3 separate regions of the Homo sapiens genome follow, and all the other regions are linked to region 1. Evidence: chromatin contacts called from ENCODE Hi-C or POLR2A ChIA-PET data. All regions are on one chromosome and are shown on one strand. The core of a region is the stretch at or near the end of the contact, and the rest is flanking DNA. Distances in the headings are between cores, read along the strand shown.

What was found. Hi-C counts contacts between places; a loop is a spot of excess contacts on that map. ChIA-PET counts read pairs that join two places held with the same protein, here RNA polymerase II (POLR2A). Pooled maps may share reads with other maps.
Region 2: a pooled map shows a loop between it and region 1 (4-fold over the local background). The contact joins the enhancer-like site here to the promoter of TTYH3 in region 1. A Hi-C loop is called at or near these places in 3 of 50 pooled maps. POLR2A ChIA-PET finds 5 or more read pairs at or near these places in 3 of 52 experiments (H1, K562 and Panc1).
Region 3: a loop to region 1 is called in a map of CD4-positive, alpha-beta T cell, with 13 times the contacts of the local background. The contact joins the promoter of SNX8 here to the promoter of TTYH3 in region 1. A Hi-C loop is called at or near these places in 5 of 168 maps with a recorded cell type or tissue (CD4-positive, alpha-beta T cell, CD4-positive, alpha-beta memory T cell, CD8-positive, alpha-beta T cell and 1 more), 9 of 37 single-sample maps with no recorded cell type and 14 of 50 pooled maps. POLR2A ChIA-PET finds 5 or more read pairs at or near these places in 1 of 52 experiments (H1).

Annotation. Positions count from the first base shown.
Region 1 is chr7:2,630,076-2,635,112 of GRCh38, reverse strand. TTYH3 (tweety family member 3) reads right to left here and starts at 3,127. Exons shown (of 14, transcript NM_025250.3): 1 at 2,835-3,127. The coding sequence starts at 2,957. RefSeq lists enhancers at 41-773, 1,617-1,726, 1,506-2,238, 2,971-3,702 and a silencer at 2,777-3,186.
Region 2 is chr7:3,089,674-3,094,710 of GRCh38, reverse strand. It overlaps LOC105375130 (a long non-coding RNA gene), which reads left to right. Exons shown (of 2, transcript XR_007060191.1): 2 at 1-585. Among named protein-coding and RNA genes, the nearest start is that of CARD11, 48 kb to the right of the region's middle. Within about 2 kb of position 2,115, at least 9 of the 41 ENCODE cell types and tissues checked have a DNase peak (open chromatin) inside an H3K27ac peak, as active enhancers do.
Region 3 is chr7:2,311,825-2,316,861 of GRCh38, reverse strand. It overlaps SNX8 (sorting nexin 8), which reads left to right and starts at 2,421. Exons shown (of 11, transcript NM_013321.4): 1 at 2,421-2,534. The coding sequence starts at 2,441. RefSeq lists enhancers at 1,316-1,816, 1,817-2,317, 4,062-4,191, 4,232-4,311, 4,512-4,681 and 1 more and silencers at 2,136-2,405, 2,506-2,745.

The DNA of each region.
Region 1 (5,037 bases), core at 1,878-4,377:
TCCCTCCTGTGAACAACAGCCCCCCATTCACTCAGATGCTCAGGCAGCACGGGAGCCCCTCTCGACAGTCACTGGCTGGGGAGCTGCACAGAGCCGACCCCAGATGCCCCTCCACCCCCTGCCCTCTCACAGCTCCCTCAGCCCCCATCAGCTTCTAATCCCACGGTCACACCCCCAGCGGCAAGGCAGCCGTGGGGGAATCCGGGGAGCCTGCGACTCCAGGCTGACCCCGGCTCCTCGGGGGGCCGGACGAGGGACCTACAGCAGGGCTGCGGCCCCACCACTTACTCACTATGTGATTCGGAGCCTCAGTTTGCTAATCTGTACAATGGACAACTCTCCCCACCTCCTGGGGCTGTGGGAAAAGTGACTAGTGACAGGCAGTCCCACGCAGGGCCTTGAAACAGGACCTGGCCCTGGTCCCTCCGGGGGTTTCACCAGGGTTCCCAACAGCAGACCACGGGGGCCAGAAATAGCAAAGGACAAAGGCCAGTCCCCCGTGCCACACCCCCAACTCCCAACCCCAGGCCCCACCTCCCCTCCATCCCCCCGCCCCCATAACCACGGGGCAGATGCCCACTCCCCAGCAGGGCACAGCCCAGGTTGGGGCAGCACAGAGACAGCTAAGAGGGAGCCCTCAGTCAGGATGGGTGAGGGGTCCACCCCCCACTACAGCCAGCAACTCCTCACCAGGGGAGGCAGGAAGGGGCGCCTGCCACAGCCCAGGCCCACCCACTGCCCATTCTCCCAGGAAGGGGGCTCCTGGCCCTTGCCTCCCAGGGGTGACCCTACACAGGAGGCACGGCCAGCCCAGATTCAGGATGAGGCAATGAAGGCTCAGAGACACCAAGCAGTTGCCGAAAAGCACCAGTATTGGAAGGGCAGGGGCAGGACGCACGCCAGGACCAGCTCACGCCACAGCCCCTCGCCAAGAGCCGGGAGTGGAGGCGGCGGGGGATGGAGGCAGGCCGGTTTCCACATCGTGAATTATTCAGTGGCTAATTCTGCTCTGTGGAGATGAGGCAGGAGAGAGAGTGAGTCAGAGCCCTCCCACAGCAGAGCAGAGCGCAGGGCAGGGGAGGAAAGGGGGCAGAAGCCAGGGCCTCCCAGGGCCATAGCACCCTGCTGGAGGCCAGGCAGGTCAGGCTGAGCAGAGGGGCCTGGCTACTGCCCGGAGGCTCTTGTGGGCTGCAGACATCATCGCCCCTCACTCCCTCTCACTGCCTGTCTCGAATGTGGGAATGCAGGCACCCCGGAGGGCTGGAAGGAAGTCCAACTGTGGCTGGCAGCTCGGGCAGGTGGCAGCCCAAGGGGCAGCAGGAAACAGCCGCCCCCCACGCCCCAGGGCTGCCCCGGAGCTTAAGAACTGACAAATGGGCCAAACCCTCAGGGCAGAGAACTTTCCAAAGTGAAGCACACCCTCCTTGCAGCTTCAACAGAGTCCTCCAGGGACAAGTGGCAAAGCCATCAGCATGGAATAAGTTCCAGAAGTTCCTGAATGTGCATTGCCCCCACACTGAACGGTCCCCCAGGGCTGGGCTTCTAGAACGCAGGCGTGAGATTTTATACCAATCCTTCCGCCTCCCTCCTCCCTGCTGTGTCTGGGCGTGCCTGGGCCGATCCCTCGCCCCCTTCCTCATCTGTTAGGAAACGTCATCGGCTCGGCTGGGGGGCCTGGGTGCAAGTGAGCGCGAGGCTGGGAGCAGTGGGCTCCCAGGTGCCCTGCTCCTCCACTTCCGCCTCCCTCCTCTGGATGCGGGAGGCCACAGACAACGCAGTTCTGAAGAGTCCAGGTGCTAGGCTGCCCGCGGAATACCGGATTCCCAAGCCATTTTGATAAGCAAAGCCATCCCCACCCCACCATGGGGCTCTGCCATGATCCGTCCAGAGAGAAACTCCGGGTGACCAGGGACCCTGGTCACGGGGCTTCTGGAATCCGGATCTCTAGGCAGGAAGGAAATGCCCACAGCTTGGTCCCCTGCCCCGCACTCAAATGACAGTAGCTTGGCGATGGGGGTGGTGCTGGGGCCTGGCATGATGCCAGGCTAAGGGCTCCCCTGGGAGAGGGCTGCAAAGGGCCCCCAGCCGCCCCCCAGGTCTGCCTGGGCTCAGCCGCTTCCAGCCTCCCTGCCTGAGGCCCACGGTGCTTCCTGGCCGCCGGGCCTCCCTCCCCCGGGGGCTACAGGCAGCCTGGTCTCCCACGGCCACACACGGCACCCTGTGTACATCCCACAGCCTGACCGCCAAGCAGGGGGTCATTACCGGCCACAGAGGGCTGGCGGCGGCCCAGGCCATTCACCCACTGGAAGCCTGGCAGTGGGATTCCCCAGTCGGGGGTGAGTGGGCGAGGAGTCTCTGCCTGCCTGCACCCAATGTGCTCAGGCACCCGCTCTGATCTCAGAGCCTGGGGGTCATCTGGGGAGGGGTCTCTGCTGGGACACAGCACCAGGCCGCCAACAGTGATGGTGGAGAGGCCCTCCACTGGCCAAGGGGGCTCACGGAGTGGGGAGAGGCAGCTCCATGAAACCCAGGGGCCTTAGTGACACCAGAAGGGAAGGCCAGAATCGGGAGGGGGGCCGTGGACCCTCACTGGGGGTTGGAGGGTATTTAGACCTTTGAGGAGGAGGCCATGACCCTGGAAGAAAGGGTCCTAGGACTCAGAAGGGACCCTCGAGAAGGAAGGAGGCCGGTACCTGCGAGGAGGAGGTGGCCGTGACCCTGGAGGGGGGGATGAGGGGTCTTTAGGCCCTCGGGGATGGGGGCCGTGACCCTGGGAGAGGAGGGGGCCGTGACCTGGGGTCCCTGACCCCGCGACCCCGAGAGGCCCATGTCACCTGCTGGTAGTCGGTGTCCTCGGGCCGGAACTGGCTGCTAGTGGCCTCCCAGCTCAGGTCGAAGTGGGGCAGCCGGTGCAGGAGGCTCACCCACCAGGGCGCCGCGTAGCTGACCCCGGCCATGGCGGGGCCCGGCCGCCTCCGGATGCGCGCGGCCTGCGCGGGGCTCCCTTGCTGGCCCGGGGCGCGGGCTTCAGGGACCCGTCGACCCCCGCCTGGCCGCCCGCATCATCCGCGCGCTCCTGGGCCCGGCCCGGCCCGGCTCGGCCCGGCTCGGCTGCGCTCGGCTCCGCTCGGCCGCCCGCGCCCGCCGCCTCTTTGTTCGCCGCCGCCGCCGCCGCCCCCTCCGCACCCCCGCCCGTCCGCCCGCCGGCCCCGCCCCCGAGCCTCCATTGGCCCGCCTCCCGCCAGCCCAGCCCCCGCGCGCCCCGCCCTCTGTCCCGCCTCTTACCCACCATTGGTCTATCCCCCGCCGATCCCGCCCCACAGCGTGCCCCGCCCACTCGCTCCTGAACCTCTATTGGTCCTTTTACCTGATGGTTTTGCCCCTCCACTCGCATCCCCGCCCATTACCCAATGGCCCCGCCCCTCCACGTGTCCCCGCCCTTCGGCCCCGCCTCTGTACCGTCATTAGTCCGCCGGCAGAAGCTCCGCCTACTTCCTCGCCTTCTTGGAGGGACGCCTGGCCCCTAAGGCGCTGGAAGACCGACCCTCAGCGCTGTAAGACCCGGGCCAGCCAGTCTTTCCACGTGGCCGTGGGGGCTGGAACCCTGGCTGCATATGCAGCTGCGCTTCATTCCATGAATTCGCTCTTCGTTTGGATCTTTGCATGTTTCTTATTTGACTCGAGGGTCCGGCCTGGTGGGCTGGGCTGGTCTTGGCCTCCCCATTGCACACACAACAGCCCACAGCCCGCAGCGCCCAGCAAGGCACCGAGTGGCCTATCTGTACAATGGACATGATCTGGATTCAGGGCCTGGCTGGGGCACCTAGAGCTGTGTGATCTGGGGCAAGTTACTTAACCACTCTGTGCATCGGTGTCCTTGTCTGTAAAAGGGGATGATAAAGCTACGAGTGTTGGCAGGGCGTGGTGGTGGTTCATGCCTGTAATCCCAGCACTTTGGGAGGCCGAGGCAGGCGGATCACCTGAGGTCAGGAGTTCGAGACCAGCCTGGCCAAAATGGTGAAACCCCGTCTCTACTAAAAATACAAAAATTAGCCAGGCGTGGTGGCGGGCGCCTGTAATCCCAGTTACTCTGGAAGCTGAGGGAGGAGAATTGCTTGGACCTGCGAGATGGAGGTTGCGGTGAGTGGAGATTGCGCCACTGCACTCCAACCTGGGCAACAGAGTGAGACTCCATCTCAAAAATAAAAAAAATTTTTTTTAAAAAGGTACGAGTGTTAAGTGGATCCGCAGGTAGATTCAGTCCCCATCCGGCCTTCCCTCTGGGGAAGGTTGAGTCTTTTGTCAAGACCTAAGATGAAGACGGTGCCCTGTTCTGGTGTCCTGGGGCCTAAAAATTCAGGCACCTGCCAGAGAGGGCCCATCATGGGCTTTGGAGCCACACAGCCAAATTTCCTAACAGGGCCTCCCCATGCCTGTGCCTCCTCCTTTGCTAAAGGGGAGATGGGAGCTGCCAGAGCCAGGAGGATGGACATAGTGCGTGCTTGGGCCCAGGTGCACGCCTCCCTCCGCACTCTAGGGCAGTGGGTGCATCCTGGCTCTGCTTCATCACCTGGGGCCTTATTCCTGGACCTCCTGTGTACTGAGAAACAGGTTTCCACACCCGGGCTCCACCATCTGCTGTGCCCGACTTGGCCAGCTCTGTGGGCAGGCAGGCCGTTCCTGGCAGGAAGAGCTCTTTGCAGGCAGGGACGGTTCCGGGCAGTGTCTTCCCAGGAGGCCTGGACTTTGGCTCATTGACTGCCCTGACTCGCCTGTTTTCCTGTGATAGGGCACCGGGCAAGAGGGACTAGCTGAGCTGCGGTTTCCACCCGCTGGATAACTTGGAGACACCACCCAGCTGGGAAATAACAGCCAGGCAGAAGGGGGGAGGTCGCATTCTCCATCCCTAAAGGCCGAAGAGCCAGAAATTTGGGGTGGGGTGGGGATACTGGCTCAGGTTCCTCTCTCTCCAATGCCAAGGATGGTGGGAGCTCCAGGCAGAATGAAGCCCCCCCCAACCCCCTAAGACCAAGGCTA
Region 2 (5,037 bases), core at 866-3,365, 460 kb before region 1:
ACTTGTATAGTTAATGAAGCTTTCAAAAAAGCACTCCTGTAGCCATCATCTAAATGCCCCTCTGGCCACCAAAACTGTGCATGTAATTCACTGTAGTGAGGATTCCTGAGTCTCCCTAAGGGAGATCCAGTAGGATCAGTTCTGGGTGGGATCCGTCAGCAAACACAACCTATTGCCCGCCTCCTTCTGGTTTCCAGTCCCGGGGGGTAATTGATGTCTTAGTGCACACAGAGCCGGACCATGGAGCTAAGTAGATATGGGTTTCCAACTCATCCCGGCCACTTCCCAGGGGCATGTCCAGGGGCAAGTTAGTAACTCTCTTGAACCTCAGTTTCCTCATCTGCAGAGTGTGGATCATCACAAACCTACCTTCTGGGGTTGCTAGGGGATTAAAGGAGATAAGGAGCATAGCAGGGCTGGCCCTGTGCCTGCCTGGAGTGGGCACCAAGCTGACTTCGCTGGGGCTCTCCCGGCCCCACATACCTGCAATGGTTTTGCCTTTGGCTCGATGTCTGAAGCCTTTGCATTTCTGAAGGGAGTGATGTAAATCAAGCCATGCTTATGATTAAAAACATCCAACGTTCAGCTCAGTTGTTTGTCCTATTTTGGCAACATCCTATTCTTTTGTTGTTGCTGTTTTTGAGATAGGATCTTGCTCTGGGGCCCAGACTGGAGTGCAGTGGTACAATCATGGCTCACTGCAGCCTCAACCTCCTGGGCTCAAGTGATCCTCCTGCCTCAGCCTCCCGAGTAGCTGGGACTATAGGTGTTCACCACCATGCCTGGCTAGTTTTTTAATTTTAATAGAGATGAGGTCTCATTATGTTACCCAGACTGATTTCAAACACCCAGGCTCAAGTGATCCTCCCACCTCAGCCTTCCAAAGTGCTGCCATTACAGGTATGAGCCACCACACCTGGCCAACCTTCTCCTCTTATCTGTGGGAAACCTTGGGGCATTACTGAAGAAAAAATTGTGATGTCCAAATCCTGCACTGTACCCCAGTGCAAGGTGGTAGGTGTTGAAGTAGAAAATGATAAGACGTAAATCGTCAGCAAAAGCCAAAGAGAGAGGTAAAAAATGTATGAGCACTAAATGAATTGATTTTCATAAAATTAGCGTTATACTGTATAATAATGTTTCCCAATATAAAGTCTTTTTCATATTAATATTTATAACATTGTAAAGATTAAATCATACCTTTGTGATTATTTTAATTTTTTTTAACCTTATTCTGTTCCAAAGATAAAGCTTGGTTGTGTTTTTTGTGTGTGTGGGGGGGGGGTTTGGGTTTTTTTTGGCCTTTATCTTTAGAATGTTCTAGTGACATTCTGAATTCTTCCAACAGGGCGATATTGTTATTTTAATAATGGTTATGCACAACACATATAGGAATCTGTCATGGAGTTGGTGGGAATGAAAAGGCTACTTAGATACCCAGCTTGAAAAGCTTTCATGTTTTTATGTTTAATTTGCAACAATCTTCCTTCTTTGCACAGGAGGTGATACATTACTGAAATAGGAGATCAGGCCAGGTGCGGTGCCTCACGCCTATAATCCCCACACTTTGGGCAGCCAACGTGGGAGGATCACTTGAGCTTCAGAGTTTGAGACCAGCCTGAGCCACATAGCAAGACCCCCCTTTTCTACAAAAAAAAAAAAAAAAATTAAAAATTAGCCGAGCATGGTGGCATGCATCTGTGGTCTCAGCTACTCAGGAGGCTAAGGCAGGAGGATTGCTTGAGCCCGGGAGGTAGAGGCTGCAGTGAGCTATGATTGAACCACTGCACTCCAGCGTGGGCAACAGAGCAAGACCTTGCTCTAAAAAATTAAAAAAAAAAAAATAGGAAGGAAGAAAATAGGAAATCAACCAATGCAGCTCTCACCACCTCCTACATCCGGTTCTGGGGTTCTGGGTGGTGGGGCGCCTGCGTCCTGCTGTAGGGTCAGGACAAACAGGCATGGCTGCACAGCTGTGCTCCCCCTGGCTGGCTCCCGCAGGCTCCCAATGCCTTTGGGAGGTCAGCCTCTCAAGCTGAGTGCCCAGAAACTACACAAACCCCAACAGGCCGTGCAGGAAATGAGACCCACAGCCACGTCACCAGCCTCATTTTTGCAAGCTGATGGAGGTGGGGAAACCCTACCCTTCTTCCTTTAGCAGCAATAGCTTTTCTTTTTTTTTTTTTTATCATGCTTTTTTTTTCATACTTACCAATATTTTTAAGTTTGAGCTTCATTTCAAATTTTTGACCTGAGTAATGATGCCATGCACACAGTTTGCCCAATCTTTCCCCAGCTACCTCTTGGGTCCTATATTAGTATGCTGGGCCTGCCACGACAAAGTACCACAAACAGGGCAACTTAAACAACAGAAATGTATGGCCTCATGGGGCTGGAGGCCAGAGGTCCAAGATCAAGGTGTTGGTAGGGTTGGTTCCTTCTGGGGGCAGAGAACCTGCCCCAGGCCTCTCCCCAGCTCCCGGTGGTTCTCCACAATCTGCAGTGATCCTCGACTTGTAGACGCATCCCTCTGATCTCCACCTTCATCCTCACGTGTGCTCTCCTGTGTGTCTGTGTCCAAATTTCCCTTTTCATGAAGACACTAGTCATCTTGGTTTAGGGCCCACCCTAAGAACCTCATCTTGACTTGATTATCTGCAAAGACCCTGTTTCCAAATAAGATGGCATTTGCAGGCATTGGGGGTTAGGACATGATCTTTTGGAGGTTTAACATCGTTTGTGGGGACATGATTTAGCCCTGACAGGCGCCCTCCTTGCCTGGGTCTCTTCCGTCACCACCCAGTGCAGGCCGTGAGCTCGCTCCATCTGACTTAGAGAGCCCATCCCCTCCTCCACTCTGTACTGTCTCTGATCCCTTCTCCTGCCGGAGGGTGGAGGGGTGGGTGCCCCAGGAAGCAGACTCAGAGAGGGAGGAGACTGTGCAGGAGATCTGTCAAGGGGTTCTCTTAGGACTGGCATCCGGGGAAGGGAAAAGTACAGAATTAGGCAGGAAGGATATTGAGCTTTGAGGCAGCCTCCGTGAAGGCTTCAGACAACCCTGAAGGGAATCTGGAAATGGGGTGGGGAGACCCTCAGAGCTGAGTCTGGGCCTTTTTACCCCTCGTTGATCATGCATCAGCTGCTGGCTGTCCTGGAATGGAGTATGCCTCAGAGCCAGCACGTTCCCCACAGCCACTATCCCTGAAGGATGGGGAGCCGGGACTTTCTGCCAGCAGCCCTCCCACCACCCAGGGACTAGGCCTTCATTTCTGCAGGGCCATGTGGTGGGGGCAGTCCAGCCCCCTGCGAGCAGCCAGGGTGGCCTTTATTTTTATTTTTTTAAGATAGGGTTTCTCTCTTGTCGCCCAGGCTGGAGTGCAGGGGCAGGATTGTAGCTCACTGAAGCCTTGAACTCCCGGGTTCAAGCAATTCTCCCACCTCAGCCTCCTGAGTAGCTGGGACTACAGGTGTGTACCTTCACGCCTGGCTAATTATTTTTTGTAGAGCTGGGGTCTCACTGTTTTGCCCAGACTGTTCTCGAACTCATGGCCTCAAGTGATTCTCCTGACTCAGCTTCCCAAAGTGCTGGGATTACAGGCATGAGCCACCAGGCATGCCCCAGCTGGTCTTTCTAAAACACAAATTTGACCAAGTTACTCCCTTTACATCCTTCAGGGGTTCCCATTACTCTTAGGATAAAGACTAAAGTGTCTTAACTTGACCCTCCAAGCCTGGCCCTTGCCCCCTCCACATCTCTTCTTGCCCTGCGCCCCTCCCTTTCCACTCTGACCTCCTGCTTGCCATGAGCCCCCTGCCACAGGGCCTTTGCAAATGCTCATTCCCCAGCCTGGATGGCTTTTTTTTTTTTTTTTTTTTAAAAACCTAATTGACTCTCTCTCATCTTTTGGGCCACTTCCTCAGAGAAGCTCCCCTCCTTTTGAGCGAGTCCAACCCTCCTACTGTAGACTGTGAGAACACTGTGTAACTCTTCTTTGTAGAAATTTGTGGCTGGGTGTGGTGGCTTACATCTGTAATCCCCGTACTTTAGGAGGCTGAGGTGGGAGGATCCCTTGAGTCCAAGACCAGCCGGGACACAGGGAGACCCCTTCTCTACAGAAAACAATCTTTTAGTGGCACACACCTGTGGTCCCAGCTATTCAAAAGGCTGAAATGGGAGCATCACTTGGTCCAGGAGTTAGAAGCTGCAATAAGCTCTGATCAAGTCACTGTACTGCAGCCTGGGCAACTGAGTGAGACCCTGTCTCAAAAGATAAATACATTTGTGAGGTTTTGTTTTGTTTTTTGTTTTTTTTTTTTTTAAACAAGTTCTTGCTCTGTTTCCCAGGCTGAAGTGCAATGGCACCATCATAGTTCACTGCAGCCTCAACCTCTTGGGCTCAAGGGATCCTCCCACCCCAGACTCCTGAGACTCTGGGACTACAGGTCCACACCACTACGCCTGGATAATTTTTTTTTTTTTTAAGAGACAGGGTTTTGCCATGTTGCCCAGGCTGGTCTCAAACTCCTGAGCTCAAGTGATCCACCCACCTCAGCCTCCCAAAGCACTGGGATCGTAGGCGTGAGCCACAGCACCCGGCCTAAATTGATGATTTTTTACATTTGTTTATGCAATTATTTGGTTATTGTCTAGCTTCCCACTGAATCGTAAGTGCCATAAGAATAGGGCCATGTCTGATTTTTCTTCCCAGTTGTCCTTCAAGAGCCTTGCACAGGCCTGGCCCATAGTAGGTACCCTACGCATGAATGAAGGAACGAATGAATGCACTCATCAGTTAGTAACTCCCACGATGGAGCATTTCACGGGAAATCTGCAGTACATTCACATTCACTGTTTAAAAAAATAAAAAAGGAAAGAACTTGATATGTTCCTGTCCCCTGAAAGCTATAAGAGATTGGCTGTCCAGCAGGTTAACAAACAGCAGTGGGTCTTGAGAGACACGAGGGAGCCATTTGTCCCAGCAAGGATGGAATTTGCAGGTTGTGGGGATTTAGTAAATGTCCCCCTAGTGGACCGAG
Region 3 (5,037 bases), core at 1,172-3,671, 320 kb after region 1:
GCAGCCAGCAAACCTGAGTGGGCCAGTGGGTGGGTGGATAGATGCAGGATGCAGTGAGTGAGTGAGTGAGTGGGTGGGTGGATGAATGCAGGATGCAGTGAGTGAGTGGGTGGGTGAATGAATGAATGCAGGATGCAGTGAGTGAGTGAGTGGTTGCATGAATGAATGCATGATGCAGTGACTCAGTGAGTGGGTGAATGAATGAATGCAGGATGCAGTGAGTGAGTGGTTGTGTGAATGAATGCAGGATGCAGTGCGTGAGTGAGTGGGTGAATGAATGAATGAATGCAGGATGCAGTGAGTGAGTGGTTGTGTGAATGAATGCAGGATGCAGTGCGTGAGTGAGTGAGTGGGTGAATGAATGAATGCAGGATGCAGTGAGTGAGTGAGTGGGTGAATGAATGCAGGATGCAGTGAGTAAGTGGGTGAATGAATGCAGGATGCAGTGAGTGAGTGGTTGCGTGAATGAATGCAGGATGCAGTGCATGAGTGAGTGAGTGAGTGAATGAATGAATGCAGGATGCAGTGAGTGGGTGGGTGAATGAATGCAGGATGCAGTGAGTGAGTGAGTGAGTGGTTGTGTGAATGAATTCAGGATGCAGAGTGAGTGAGTGGGTGAATGAATGAATGCAGGATGCAGTGAGTGAGTGGGTGGGTGAGTGAATGCAGGATGCAGTGAGTGAGTGGGTGAATGAATGCAGGGTGCAGTGAGTGAGTGGTTGCGTGAATGAAAGCAGGATGCAGTGAGTGAGTGAGTGGGTGAATGAATGCAGGATGAAGTGCATGAGTGAGTGGGTGGGTAGATGAATGAATGCAGGATGCAGTGAGTGGGTGAGTGAGTGGGTGAATGAATGCAGGATGCAGTGAGTGTGGGTGAATGAATGTATGAAGAAGCAGTGAGTGAGTGAGTGGATGAATGAATGCAGGATGCAGTGAGTGAGTGAGTGGGTGGATGAATGAATGCAGGATGCAGTTAGTGAGTGAGTGAATGAATGCAGGATGCAGTTAGTGAGTGAGTGAATGAATGCAGGATGCAGTAAGTGAGTGAGTGGGTGAATGAATGAATGCAGGATGCAGTGAGTGAATGAATGAATGTAGGATGCAGTAAGTGAGTGAGTGGGTGAATGAATGAATGCAGGATGCAGTGAGTGAGTGACTGAATGAATGCAGAATGCAGTGAGTGGGTTGGTGAATGAATGAATGCAGGATGCAGTGCGTGAGTGGGTGAATGAATGTACGAAGAAGCAGTAAGTGAGTGAGTGAGTGAATGGATGAATGAATGCAGGATGCAGTGCATGAGTGAGTGGGTGGATGAATGAATGCAGGATGCAGTGAGTGAGTGGGTGAATGAACGTATGAAGAAGCAGTAAGTGAGTGAGTGAGTGAATGGATGAATGAATGCAGGATGCAGTGCATGAGTGAGTGGGTGGATGAATGAATGCAGGATGCAGTGAGTGAGTGGGTGAGTGGGTGAATGAATGCAGGATGCAATAAGTGAGTGAATGAGTGAATGCAGGATGCAGAGAGTGAGTGGGTGAGTGGGTGAATGAATGAATGCAGGATGCAGTGAGTGAGTGGGTGAGTGGGTGAATGAATGCAGGATGCAGTGCGTGAGTGGGTGAATGAATGAATGCAGGATGCAGTGAGTGAGTGGGTGAATGAATGAATGCAGGATGCAGTGAGTGAGTGGCTGGATGAATGAATGCAGGATGCAGTGAGTGAGTGGCTGGATGAATGCAGGATGCGGTGAGTGTGTGAGTGGATGAATGAATGTAGGATGCAGTGAGTGAGTGGGTGAATGAATGAATGCAGGATGCAGTGAGTGAGTGGGTGAATGAATGAATGCAGGATGCAGTGAGTGAGTGGGTGAATGATTGCAGGATGCAGTGAGTGAGTGAGTGGCTGGATGAATGCAGGATGCGGTGAGTGAGTGTGTGAGTGGATGAATGAATGTAGGATGCAGTGAGTGAGTGGGTGAATGAATGAATGCAGGATGCAGTGCGTGGGTGAGCGAATGAGTGGGTGAGTGGATGAATGAGGAAGTGCGAGTCAGAAAACCCCAGTGTAACCGGTGAATGAGCGAACAAGGGCGTGACTGGGCGAGGAGAGATGGGAGTGAATGAGGGTGCGGTGGGTGCAGGCTTGCGCCTGAGGTAGTGCACCTGCGAGTCCGGAGGTCCAACCTGAGGGGAGGTAACCTGCGCCACCAGCAGGCTCCGTGTCCACGTGGACGGGGAGGGGCATGTGGGCGTGGCTAGGCGGGTTGTAGGCGTGGCGAGGCCGGGCGAGGAGCGCGGCGGGCCCGCAGGGGCGGACTGTGGGCGTGGCGCGCGGGGGAGGGGGCGTGACCAGGCGGGGTGTGGGCGGGGCGAGGGCGCGGCGCGGCAGGGCTGCGCGGCCGGGTGGCGCGGGAGGAAGTCACGTGGGAGCGCGGGCTCACATGACTGGCCGCGCGATGGACCCGCTGCCCGCGGCTGCAGTCGGGGCGGCAGCTGAGGCGGAGGCTGACGAGGAGGCGGATCCCCCGGCGTCAGGTAGGGCGTGGGGCGGCGGTAGCCCCCACCTGCCCAGGGCGCGCGGCCCGACCACCCCCGGCGGACGGGGCTCAGCCGCCGCGCTTGGTCCCCGACTCGTTTCCTGCCCCCGCGCCCCGCGTTCGGCCCCACGCCCCAGTCCCTCGGAGGTCCCCCTGCCCTCCTGCGCGCCTGTCCTTTGGGGGTCCCCGTGCTCTCTCGCGCCTCCGTCCCTCGGGGTCCCCTGCCCTCCTGCGCCGGGAGAGCCCTGTCCAGGTTACAGCTGGCCGCGTTCCGAGGCGCTTTCCCGGGGCTCTCAGAGGCGTCCTCGGGGACAGTTTCCTCCTCGCCCCGTTCCTGGTGCCCTGCTCTTCTGCCCTGCCTGGTCACGCTGAGCGATGGCACTGGGGGCCACTTCCCCGGACTTGGGCGCCTTTCCTAGCCACATCCTCTCTCCCAAGCTCCTGTCGGTTGTGTGGTCTTGGGCCAGTAATTTCACCTCTCGGGACCTCTGTTTTCTCATCTGTGAACCGAATCTATAGATGTGTAGCTGCTTTTCTCTCTCTTTCAAGTGATCCTCCGCCTTAGCCTCCCAAAGTGCTGGGACTACGGGCGCGTGCAGTTACGCCCGGTAATTTTTTTTATTTTTGTAGAGATGGGATCTTGCTATGTTGTCCAGGCTGGTCTGGAGCTTCTGGCCTCAAGCGGTCCTCCTGCCTTGGCCTCCCAAAGTGCTGGGAGTACGGGCATGAGCCATCGTGCCTGGCCTGTATTTCTGTCTTTTTCTTTTTTCTTTTTCTTTTCTTTTCTTTTTTTTTTTTTTTTGAGACAGATTCTCACTGTCACTCAGGCTGGAGTGCAATGGTGCGATCTCGGCTCATTGCAACCTCCGCCTCCCGGGTTCAAGCGATTCTCCTGCCTCAGCCTCCTGAGTAGCTGGGATTACAGGCATCCACCATGACACTCGGCTAAATTTTGTATTTTTAGTAGAGACGGAGTTTCACCATGTTGGCCAGGCTGGTCTCGAACTCCTGACCTCAGGTGATCCAACCACCTCAGCTTCCCAGAGTGCTGGGATTACAGGCGTGAGCCACCGCGCCTGGCCTCTTGTATTTCTCTTTAAGGGATTTGGGTTAATGAGGCTAAACATGGCTGGGCACGGTGGCTCACGCTTGTAATCTCAGCACTTTGGGAGGCCGAGGCGGGCGGATCACGAGGTCAGGAGATCAAGACCATCCTGGCTAACACGGTGAAACCCTGTCTCTACTAAAAATACAAAAAAAATTAGCCAGGCGCGGTGGCGGGCGCCTGTAGTCCCAGCTACTCGGGAGGCTGAGGCAGGAGAATGGCGTGAACCCGGGAGGCAGAGCTTGTAGTGAGCCGAGATAGCGCCACTGCACTCCAGCCTGGGCGACAGAGCGAGACTCCGCCTCAAAAAAAACAAAACAAAACAAAACAAACGAGGCTAAACATTAGAAGGAATACAGGAGGGTGCCCCTTATTTCTGGATGTTCCTTCCTGTGGTCCTAGCTGCCAGAGAAGAGATGTAGGTGGGTGTTGGTGTGAGTTACGGTTTCTTCTTGGTGGGGGGGGACAAGATTGGGGAATCCCCTTGTGGGGAGGTCTGGCAAGGTGTCGCTGAGGAGGTGATGACTGAAGTGAGCTCTGGAGGGTTGGTAGACAGTTTCTTCGTCGGCGAGAAACGGCAGCGGGGAGCAGGGGAGGGATTGTTGCATTTGGTGGGCATCCTCGATGTGAAGACTGTGTCTAGAAAGAAGGGCCTTTCAGAATGGGTCTTCAGTTATTTTTTCCTTTCCCTTGTATCAGTGTAAGGGGAGGCACGTGATAGTTCTCGCTGATTAGAACATTGTGTCCATGAAGTCACATGTTGGAGGCCAGCGTGAGTCTCAGGCGGGACCCTTTCCGAGGGGTCACTTGGGAACAGGTAGGCTGTGATTGGATCGGAATGCTGCTGCTATCTCAGCTTGTAAAGCAATTTGGCATTGCTGGAGGGGTCCTCTGCAGGTGTAGGGGACTGTGTTTCCTTCAGGCTTCACAGAAGTAGACTCCAGAGGCTACCATAATGGTGTAATTTAGAGATAGTCTGAGCGCTGTACACCTGAGGGAGCTGTGTCTCTGGGAGACCGCCCTCCCTTTGGTGTGGCCTGGAATTCCTGTAGGTAGTTGGCTTTTTCTGGGGGCAGTGGTGATTTCATCAGGAGTGCTGATGGGATCCACAGATGGGGGTTGCTGGGACAAGGCAGTGCTTCACAGTGCCCTTTCCTGTAACCAGGCAAGTCTGAAAGTGGGGCTCACAGACTCTTGGGACGTAGACTGTCCTTCTGTTTGAAACTTGGTCGTCATCCTGGCAGGTGGGTGAAGTGGTATAGCAGGTCTTTTTTTTTTTTTCTTGAGACGGAGTCTCGCTCTGTCGCCCAGGCTGGAGTGCAGTGGTGTGATCTCGGCTCACTGCAAGCTCTGCCTCCCGGGTTCATGCCATTCTCCTGCCTCAGCCTCCCGAGTA